Linked DNA regions of Homo sapiens: region 1 is linked to region 2. Evidence: chromatin loops called from intact Hi-C (ENCODE). Cell type or tissue: B cell. All regions are shown on one strand. Links, peaks and the distances in the headings refer to the core of each region. The heading gives the core; the rest is flanking DNA.

Region 1 (5,379 bases), core at 75-5,074, 340 kb before region 2:
AGGCCCCCAGGGTCACCATGAGCATGCAGGATAAGCTGCAGATGAGGCAGGGGTGCCAACTTCCATGGAACACGTTGGGAACTGTGTCCCCTGTGGAGGGGGAGAGAGGAGCAGGTGTCCCTGCTGCAGCTGACACAGCCTCATGCTCAGGGCCAGCGTGTGAGCCAGACAAGTCAGGCCACAGACGGATTTCAGCTCCAACAAACACAATCCTCACATATGGCGGCTCCGCGGAGCCCCATCCCGCCGGCCACTGGGCTTTCTTCCTGAAGGGAAGCCAGTGGGCCCCATAGCTATCAGCATCGAGGCTACCCGTGGTCACTTGGACAACTGTTCCCCCAAGTGTGGAGCATGTCCTGCTGGCAGTGGCCGGGGCAATTCTGTTTTAATTGTATTAGGTTTATAATAGAACTTTCCTGCAAAAATGATTTACAAACAATGAGAGCCCAGATGATGTGCATTATTGTGCACTGAGTGTCCGTGTGTGTCCCTGCCTTTTTTGTTTACAAACACATTTTAAGGCCACTTCTGTTGGTTCACAGATAGGATAAAACCTGTAAGGATGGTTGAATAGTGGCCCTGAGGTCCTAGTCCATGGAACCTGTGGATGGGTATGACCTGAGTTAGAAAAAGGGTCTCAGAAGCAGTAATCAAATTAAGGATCTTGAAATGAGATAAGCCCACGTTTAGTGAGGCTCCTAAATCCAAAGACAAGTGTCTTTATAAGAGAAAGACAGAAGAAGATATGACCCACAGTGACACAGGGAGAAGTCCACATGAAGATGTAGGCAGAGGCCACAAGACGTAGATGAGGCAACAAACCAAGGAAATAGCAGGAAATAGCTGGAGGCCCCAGAAGCCAAAAGAGGCCAGGAAGGATCACCCCTAGAAAGTCCAGAGGGAGCATCAGCCTCTCTTGGCCTCCAAAACTGGGAGAGAATCCAGTTTTACTGTTCAAAGCCACCACCTTTGTGGCAATTTCTTACAACAACCCTAGGAAACTGATACAGGTGACACCCAAGTGGAGACACTGTCATCAATGGCTGTCCCACATCTTCTGGGGGCCCAGCATGTGCCCAGCCCACCTACACTCTATCTGAACTCCCCATGTTCCCTCTTCTTGACCCTGAGACTTTATCCACTCAATCCCCAGTCCAGAAAGTCTCTGTCTGTTCTCCCTACATCCAGATTTCCAAAAGAACCCCCATCTTTCCAGAAAGAGCCTCCTTTTTGTCTTCCTCCCCCAACACTAATGAGATGACCTCGTCCTCTGCTGAACAACAAGAAAACACTCATTACCCACATGCACACTCATGGGCACTCAGTATGTGCTAACTGTCATGCACATGTGTTTATAATGCTGAGCATATGATGATACTTGGTCATCCATGCTGGAGTCTGCAAGGCATTGCTGCACCTTGAATCTCACACTGACAGACCGTCGACATCCTAGACAGACAGACACGAGATGTCCCGGGGAAGCAAACAGATCTGCCAATGTCGTTCCCGGTGGCATCTGAGCTAAGGGGTGGACAGTGGGTCAGTCTGTCTGTCTTTGTCCTGTACCACATTTATCGAGACCAGGGGTCACCTTAGTTCCCCTCCCTGTCACAGTGCCGAGTCCAGTGCCTGGGGAGCTAAGCAGGGAGGCTGACGGGGAGTTCCAGGAGCAGCTCCATTTGGCTGTCCTTAAGGTGCTGGGAAGAGAGCTGGTGGTAAGCTCCTCCATGGGGGCAACTGGCAGAGCTCTGGCTGATTCTGTTGGATTCCACCAGTGACCATCAGAACCTCCCAGGTAGCGGGGGCTACCAGCTCTCTGCCAGCGTCTCAGCAGGGGTTCCATCCAAGCTCTACCCCATAAAGGAAAATTCAAGAACTGGAGCTGATGGGGGCAAAAGTGAGGGAAGAGTCCATGGGAACAGGGAACGAGGAGTCAGCCAGCAAGTACCATGACCCCCGAGGCTCACTTCGTACTTGGAGTTCCCATGCCTCTGGAAGTCACCCACACACACACAATTCTGTGCACAATTCCCAGGTACCCTGAGTTGGCACTTCAGAGGGTGCTGGGCTGGACCTGGATTCCCAGCTGTGGGTTATACATTGGAAAACTCTTAAGGAGAGACGAGGGGCATCCACAGGGCACCTGGAGAGCACAGAGGTGATATCGATGGCACCTGTGCCTGTCACAGGACGGCCCAACGAGAAAGCAGAGAGTTGCATGGTCCCCTGGCCTTTGCATGGGGGAGACATCCTCTTGTCCTGGTGGTACAGACCAGCATTTAGCCCTGAGATGCCCTCCATGGGGCGTGGCAGTATCAAGCACAGCCCAATGGGCAATTTCGCTGGATACAGAGGAGGGAGATGGAGGTGAGGTTGAGAGCCACAGATGAGGAAGAGAGCTCAGAGCCAGCTTCTTGATGGAATTTCCACCTACCCAACCCCCTGCATCCCAGCCTCTCCCACATGGGGCTTGACCCTTGACCTTCCTTAACAAAAACAACCTTTCTTCTTCAACAACTGGCCCCAACTGTAAGATGAATTCTTGCCTGGATTTAAATTCTCTCTGGGAAACAAGACTACTCCATGTCCTTGCCTACCCTGGAAGGCTCTGGGGGTTGGGGAGCAGAGGTGTGGGGAGAGCACTCAAGTGCCATCTGCCTGTAGGGGGCACTGGAGCTACACAAAGGTGGAGGCAGAGTTGCCCCAGCAAAGGATCCCCCAGGGCCAAAGACCTCAGGCATGAGACAGAGCCAAGGGTTAGCTCTTGAGCCAAACAGACAACAATGAACCACAGAAGGATGGTAATTCAGGCACTGCTGGCCAGATGGGACCCTGCAGCATTTCCCACAGGGTATTCATTTTTCCCAATCAACAATCAAGCAAGGCTAAGGCTGAGCTCCTTAATGCTGGGGAGAGGGGAGAAAGGAAGAGGAAATTGAGATCCAGAGAAGTTGAGCCATTTGCCCCGGTTGCCCAGTGATTGCAGCTTAAAATAGCCATTTTTCCAGGAAGCAGCCCCACTTAGTTCGCCTTTTATTTATTTCCAAGCATGGTGAAGAGTGTGCCTCTTACCACTTCACATGTAAGCAATGTACCCTGCAGCCTCACATAACTACTCATCTTTCTATTTCACATGGGCTCTTAAGCCCATCCACAGACCCACTTTAGCTTTACAATGACCCTGCAGAGAGAACTGAGTGAGCTTTCTTTTTAGAAATAGTGAAACTAGAGGCACCAAGAGCTGTGATTCATGTTCTCCTGGGTCCTGGAGGGAACCTGCACCTGGTTCAGAGCTTGGCACAGGTGGCCAGTACTCAAGGATATTGGTGACTTCTCAATATTGAATTCTCCGTCTTCTACCACATGCCCTCCCCACTAGTTTAGGGTCACTTTGATTGTCTCATAGACGTCATGCCTCTGTTACTCTCCCTTTTGGGCCTGACCCCTGTGGCACTTGGGGCTGACTCCTGCCCATCCCAAATCCCCAGTGTCTATGCCTTGGGCGGGTGCCTTCGAGTGCCCAGTCTGGATGCACCTCCAAAGAGAGCATTACCTGCTATTTCTGAAGAGGTCTGCCCAGGGGTCCTGCATGGCTTCAGTCCCTCAAGTGCGGGAGGGTGGCGGCTTCTTCTTCGCACCCAGGTTGGTGTGCGAAGTCTACTGGCTCTCAGCTGAACACAGCTCTGCAAGAAATTCCCTTTGTACCTGTAGAAGAGAGAAGCATGCTTGCAGTAACCAGCCTGGAGAGCACATGCCTGGAAAAATCTGGAAAGTCACTGTGGGGTGCCCAGGAGAACACGGGGCTCAACCTCTAACTAGCTGGTCAGCTCTGAGCAACTCCTGATCCCTCCATACCTCATCCCCCACCTCCCCAGGATAATGCGCCTAGCTTCAGAGGTTGTTGTAGGAACTAAATGAGGTGGTCACAAAATGCTTCCCAGGATGCTTAGTCATAGCAAGGGCTTAGTCAAGGATAGTTGCTGCAATTAGGTTTTAAGCTACGTGGTCTTGACTACTTGCTTCACAGACTGTCCAACAGTTTATTCTTCAATGATGGAAATGTTCTGTAATCTGCATTGACAAATACAGCAGCCATTAGGCCCATGTAGCTATTGTGCATTTGAAATGTAGTTAGTGTGTCTGAGAAACTGAGTCTTAAATTGTATTTCACTTTAATGAATTTAAATAGCCACGTGTGGCTAGTGACCACTGTACTGGACAGCATTCTTCATAGACCTTCCATCTGGAGGAGCCCTACTGGATCATCTGATTTATTTGTCTTCAAATAAATTTTCTTCAAATAAGATGTATTTGTCTTCAAAACAAAGTATTCACATCTCAGAGGGATGTGATGAGGGTAGAGAAAGAAAAACACTAGAGCTTCTATTTATATTTATTTTCATCTAGTCTTTCTTATTTGTGACCACCATATTGGACAACATTCTTCATAGACCTTCCATCTGGAGGAGCCCTACCAGATCATCTGATTTATTTGTCTTCAACACGAAGTATTTACATCTCAGAGGGAAGGCATGATGACAGTAGAGAAAGAAAAACACTAGAGCTTCTATTTACATTTATTTTCATCTAGTCTTTCTTATTTCTATTGTTTCATGTCCTTTCTTGTTTCTATTGTTTCATGTCATAGAGCAGAATATATGTATAATTTGTAAATGAACAAATACACATTTAATAGGTGCAGGCTACAAATTATTTTACTAATAGGAATGTGCAACCACAAACAGGCCATCAACCTAGTATAGCACCCCCATTATATAGGCAAAAGAATGAGACGAAGAGCCAGGCCTGCAATATGCCTTAAGCTCTTTTAGAAGATCTTTGCACTGCTTCTAACTGCCTGGTCAAGCCACAAGTAATCCCTTCCCTTTACAAGCCTCAGTTTACAATATTTCTACTCCACAGTGCTCCTCAGAACCGGCTATTTTCCTTTCTCATTTATCTGAGCCACCGCCAAGATCCAGCCGCAGTCCCCTAATCACCAGGGCCGCTCACAAAATTTTAAATAAGATCTACAGAATGCAGTATCCTCTTGGGCACTGGTTTTTCCTGGCAGCAACAATGAGAAAGTGACATTTTGTTCATCTTTTCCGGCCTCTGTGTTTGGGAGAAGCTCCCCTCAACTGGGCATGATTGCCTCCCCTGTCTGGGGCAGGAGCTGTCATTCCCCGGCTGGGGGGAGGGGAGGTTAGTTTGGTGGGGGAGGCAGTGGTGGCTGGTTTGTTCTTTGAAGCAGTTGTCAAGAACACAGGTTCCTGAAAGAGCTATCTGAGCCAGGGTGGGGAGCGACAAACCCCTGAACCAAATCCTGCAGGGCCTGGGTGGAGAGAGATTTCAAAGTGCAGAGACAAAGGGAGGAAG
Region 2 (5,379 bases), core at 316-5,315:
CCCCTAACGTCTGGCATTTGTTTTTGGGTTCTGCCCTGAGTCTTCTAAGCATTTGCTTGGAAAGATGTTGCACTTTCGCAGGCAAAATTTCAAAATCAACATTCAAGAAGCTTGCCTTTGGTAATTTCTAGGATTCTGCAGTAAGGAGGTTTTATAGTTAGGGGACACTTTGCTTAGCTGAACTTGTGACATAAAAAGCTAGTCTTCAGACAAGTTTTGATTTCAAATGATACTTTAAATTTTACATGTCTGATATATAATTTATCAAACTACCAATATATTTCTACACCTTCCCCTAAAGAAATCCTGATAGTAAAAGCTAAAGTGTTGAAATACACCTGCATGTCTGGAGTGGAGAGTGGTCATTGTCTATCTATTTATTTATTTTTCTGGCCTTTGCAATGAAGTCAGAGGTCATAAATTTGAAACTCCCTAGGGAAAAAAAAAAAAGAAAAAAATCTCCTTTGTTTGAAAAAATTAGATCCCTAATGAATCTGTTTCAGTTGTTACAATCAGATGTTTCAATTTGAAAACTTGATGAGATGAATTCAGATGTTACAATCTGAAAACTCTATAGAAAGACCAAATGGGGGCAAAAATGTAAATGTGTTATGTCAAAATATAACAAAGAAGTTATAAAGTCCCCTTCCATAATGGTTACTTGAGAGAGGCTGGTCAGATGCAAATTAGGGGCTTAGACCACTGTTTAAAATTAAGATCACAATTTAGTCCTATTATGATTATTCCAAGAAATAATGGTTACAGAGTCTGCCCTAGGATGGAGAAGGGGGTGTCCACTTTATCAGAGACCAAGCGCAAGACTCTTGACCAGGAAATGTCCTTGGATTGTTACTTCTATTGGCTTAGCTATGTATTATTCCTGAGAGATCTTATGCTCTTTCTCAGTCCAGTCATTCAGAGCCGTTCCTTCCACTGCCCCTCTCTCCTGCAATCTAACTGTCTGTCTTGAAAGATCAGTTGCTGAAAGTTTATAGGTCACCTCCATGCAGTAGGCTGGTTCTCTATGGGCCTGAGACTAGGGAGACCCAGCAACTGGGGCCCACACACTGCTTGCTGGTGTGTACACATTATCAGTTAAAGGCTCTGCTGTTGTTTTGGGGAACACATATAAAGTGGGGCTCCTGCCACCCTAGAGCTGATACGTTGTCAGCAGCCATCTGACAGATGGGTCCTTCGTGTCTTGGCATCCTTCTCTACAATGCAGAGTGAATTAATTGAGTGTGCACCAGTCAGAGAGAGAATTCCTAGCCTGCTACAGGAAAAGGCATCCTTAAGAAACCCTAAGTGGAAGATGTGATCATTTAAGGGTAAAGGCTATTTAAGCATTGATTTAGCCTAGCTATGGGACTGACTTGGTTAATCAAAGTCAGCTCACTATTTACTTCCCTGAAATAATTTCCTTTTCTATTCTAGTTAGGGTCATCTGGGTCACTTTCTTCTCTGAGATTTCTAGAAATTACTTCTGCAGGGTTGGACACGGTGGCTCATGCCTGTAATCCCAGCTACTAGGAGGCTGAGACAGGAGAGTCACTTGAACTCAGGAGGCAGAGGTTGCAGTCATCTGAGATCATGCCATTGCACTCCAGCCTGGGCGACAAGAGTGAAACTCCATCTCAAAAAAAAAAGTAACTGCAGTGGACAAACTTTTCTCTGGAAAAAAAAAAGTATTTTATATTATAGATGATATATATTATATATGTATATATTATATGATATATCATATTATATATATTTTGTATTATATATGATATATATATAATATAAAATATATGTGTATATATATATTTTTTGAGATGGAGTTTTGCTCTTGTTGCCCAGGCTGGAGTGCAATGGTGCCATCTTGGCTCACTGCAACCTCTGCCTCCCGGGTTCAAGCGATTCTCCTGCCTCAGCCTCCTGAGTAGCTGGGATTATAGGTGCCCGCCACCACGCCCGGCTAATTTTTTGTATTCTCAGTAAAGATGGGGTTTCACCACGTGGCCAGGCTGGTCTGGAACTCTTGACCTCAGGTGATCTGCCCACCTTGGCCTCCCAAAGTGCTAGGATTACAGGCGTGAGCCACCGCGCCCAGCCCCAATATATATATTTTTAAGATACGCAAGTTACAGTATGTATGATCTTGAACTGTCCCCAGAATTTGATACTGATGATGTTAGGGCAGTAGTTATCAATGAGGGGTGACATTTGGCAATGACTAGAAACAGTTTTGGTTGTCAGAGAGAGAGAGAGAGAGTGTGCGTGCGTGTGTGTTTGTGTGTGTGTGTGTGTGTGTGTGTGTGTCTGGTAGGTAGGGGTCAGAGATGCTGCTACACATCCCACAGTGCATAGGACAACCACCCCATGAAAAAATGTCAATAAAGCCACTTGGAGGACCCCTCTGTTAGACTGAGCCCCCCAAAATGCTTCTAAAATCCTGGCATATAGCTAACTAGGAGAAGTCACAGCGTAAAAGTAAAAAGCTGGTCTGGCTAAAGCTTTGGGGCCTATTTGAATCCAAGGTCTGTCCTGGGGTGGGGGCTGGCATTAAAAGTCAAGGGGGACCCTTCTTTGCCTTTGCCAGCCCTGGCCATCCCTCTCATTTTCACAGACACGTGCCACCTGTTTTCTGCCTTATACTGTCTCACCATCTAGTGGTCACCTGAAATATCAATTCACCTTCACCATCTTTGGGCCCTTCTAGAGCCAGTCATTTAAAAATTCCCATGTTGGGGGGCAGTGGGCAAAAGGAACCCCCTGAATGACGTCAATGATTTAATTAATAAGTGAATTCAGCATCTTGAAGGCCCTAGTAGAGCCACAGAAAGAGCAGCTATAAGGAATTAGGATGGACACTTCCTAAGATTTCAAAAGCCCATGAAGGCCCCCCCAAAAAAATCGAGGGGCTGATTATAAATAAGGTCTGTCTTTTGAAAAGAGAAACCCACAGGGCTTTCTGCTTAAATCCCTCGGACACAGATGTTACATAACCATAGATTTTAAAAAAGGTATCTATTTAAAAGGATGTGTTCAAGTGGTCTCAGTAATGTAAGTACCTATATACTTCCTAAATAACACTATCTATTCTTGACAGGTTTCCTGTTTTCATTTTTTTCAACTGGACCACCAGCTACTACAACCCTAGAAAAATGGAGGCACAGATATGTGGGTCCCAGAGCCCTGGGGGAGCTGGAATGGATACTCGCTAACACACGGGACACGAGATTCTCTTTCCTTTGGAAGGGTCCTGTCCATGGCCCTTCTTGGGTTCTGGACTGTCCTACAATGCCTGACTTTAGTTTCTGTGGATCATGATAAGCATTATTCATTTTTTCCCCCTCAAATATCCCACAGCTTCAAACTTACCTGAATGCAGGTTCCCTGTAAAAATACCATCATGTAATTTGCACATTAGCAATCAGTTTGATGAATGGCAAAATCGTTCAAATGGAAAAGAGGAGAGAGATAGTGTGGTCTTTTGATGGAGGGGGAGAGGCAAGAGCCAGATAAATCAGAAGAGAGAGGCGAGGCTCTTGCAGCCCAAGTCTTAATTTCCTTGTAAGAATCGATGCTCACTCAGTGGTGACACTGAGCTTGTGAAAGCTCAACTGTGACACTCTTTAGAAAGTAGTACAGAGATTTTTTTCCTTCCCATTATCAACTCATTAAAGGAAGTTAAAAGTACTTACTCTGTCCCACACACAGTGTGTGTGTGACAATGTCGGAAACATTGACTGACTCATAATAAATTTGAGATTGGATAACAATTTATACTACCTTTATACCTCTCTCCTCGCCCCAAATTGAATCATTAAAAAACATTTAGTAAGATCCAATGTGCAGTTCTGTGGGCAGAACTCCACAAGTCAAAATACTCCTGAATTTAAATACTCCTGAGGTTTAACAAATTACTCTGCAATGCAATTTGGGATTTTACTCTAAGGAAGTACAACAGAGGCACACTCCCTTAATTTCCATTGCCCTGTCACAGATCAGTTGCCTAACATTCTTCCCATAGCATAGCTCCCAGTTGTTGCATGTAGAAAAGCGCTCCACTGATTCTAACTTGAAAGGTGTGTGACTCGTGTGTGCTCAAAGAGCATGTGACGATCAACATAATGAAAAGTCAAACATTGTTTTGTTGTGTTGTTCCCTACCTCTTTCTTGGAGGTCTCTTCATCTTCAATTCCCATGAGCTGGCCTGGTTCACCATCTGGCTGTTGGAAAGGAAACTAAACACATTTTCTTTCTTTCTTTTTTTTTTTTTTTTCATGTGTAATAACCATAGAACAATCCAAGCTCAGGTCCTTGAGCTCAGCCTCGGTATTGAGTTGATTTATAGTTAGGAGCTAATCAAAACAGAAGGGGGAGCTGGATAGGCAGGGGTGACAGGTGACACTTTTACAGGACAAGTCAAAAAGTAAGTTATCTCCTCATCTCTCTCTGGCACATCATTCACCTGAGAGTGACTTCACACAATTATAAATGTGGCAAGGTGGCATTCGTCTACTGCTTGAGTTGACCTTTATTTACAAAATGTAAACAAAGAATGTACTCTGAAAGGTGGAGACAGAAAGACAGAATGAGATGGCTGGCACTTTTAGAACTTACATGTTAATAGTCTAATGAGAAATGCAAAAAACAGAAAAACAAAGACACAAACAAAAAAAAAACCCAGCAACAACAGAAAACTAACCAAACCCAAAACCTCACTTGGAGCAGGGAGAAAAAAAAAAATCTAGGAGGAAAATAAATTTCTAAAATTAAAAGTCGAGGCTTGGTATGGTGGCTCACACCTGTAATCTCAGCACTTTGGGAGGCCAAGGTGGGCAGATCACCTGAGGTCAGGAGTTCAAGACCAGCCTGGCCAACATGGTGAAATCCCATCTCTACTAAAAAATATAAAAGTTAGCTGGGCATGCTGGCAGGCACCTGTAATCCCAGCTACTGGGGAGGCTGAGACAGGAGAATCACTTGAACCCGGGAGGCAGAGGTTGCAGTGAGCCGAGATCATGCCACTGTACTCCAGCTTGGGCGACAGAGTGAGACCCTGTCTCAAAAAACAAAAAACAACAAAAAGAACCCAAAAAACCCAAAACATGTTTTGGGGTACTTATATGTGCCAAGCACTGGGTTGAACATGTTACCCTTTAAAAAAGACTCCAGATTTCTCAAATTGTAACTGCTTCTAGTAGCTGGCCCTCTTTTTGGGGGAATTAAGAAAAAAAGGCCAGGTGCCATGGCTCACACCTGTAATCCCAGCACTTTGGGTGGCTGAGGCGGGCAGATCATCTGAGGTCAGGAGTTCGAGACCCGCCTGACCAACATGGTGAAACCCCGTCTCTACAAAAAATACAAAATTAGTGGGGCGTGGTAGTGCAT

The links. Hi-C counts contacts between places; a loop is a spot of excess contacts. Peaks named below come from ENCODE experiments on the same cell type or tissue, not always from the same donor. Only the 100,000 strongest peaks of a DNase experiment are listed, where the experiment ranks them.
Region 1: a loop joins it to region 2, with 13 times the contacts of the local background. A loop is called at or near these places in 49 of 110 quality-filtered maps.

What each region holds. Positions count from the first base shown.
Region 1 is chr20:59,205,231-59,210,609 of GRCh38, reverse strand. It overlaps ZNF831 (zinc finger protein 831), which reads right to left. Exons shown (of 6, transcript NM_178457.3): 4 at 3,554-3,705. Among named protein-coding and RNA genes, the nearest start is that of ZNF831, 44 kb to the right of the region's middle. In B cell, for the core only: CTCF peaks have their summits at 2,460 and 2,660 (motif pointing right); a DNase peak (open chromatin) is centred at 2,679.
Region 2 is chr20:58,861,851-58,867,229 of GRCh38, reverse strand. LOC101927932 (a long non-coding RNA gene) reads left to right here. Exons shown (of 5, transcript NR_126334.1): 5 at 3,092-3,474. It also overlaps a transcript of GNAS not described here. Among named protein-coding and RNA genes, the nearest start is that of GNAS, 27 kb to the left of the region's middle. In B cell, for the core only: a CTCF peak has its summit at 2,622 (motif pointing left); a DNase peak (open chromatin) is centred at 2,639.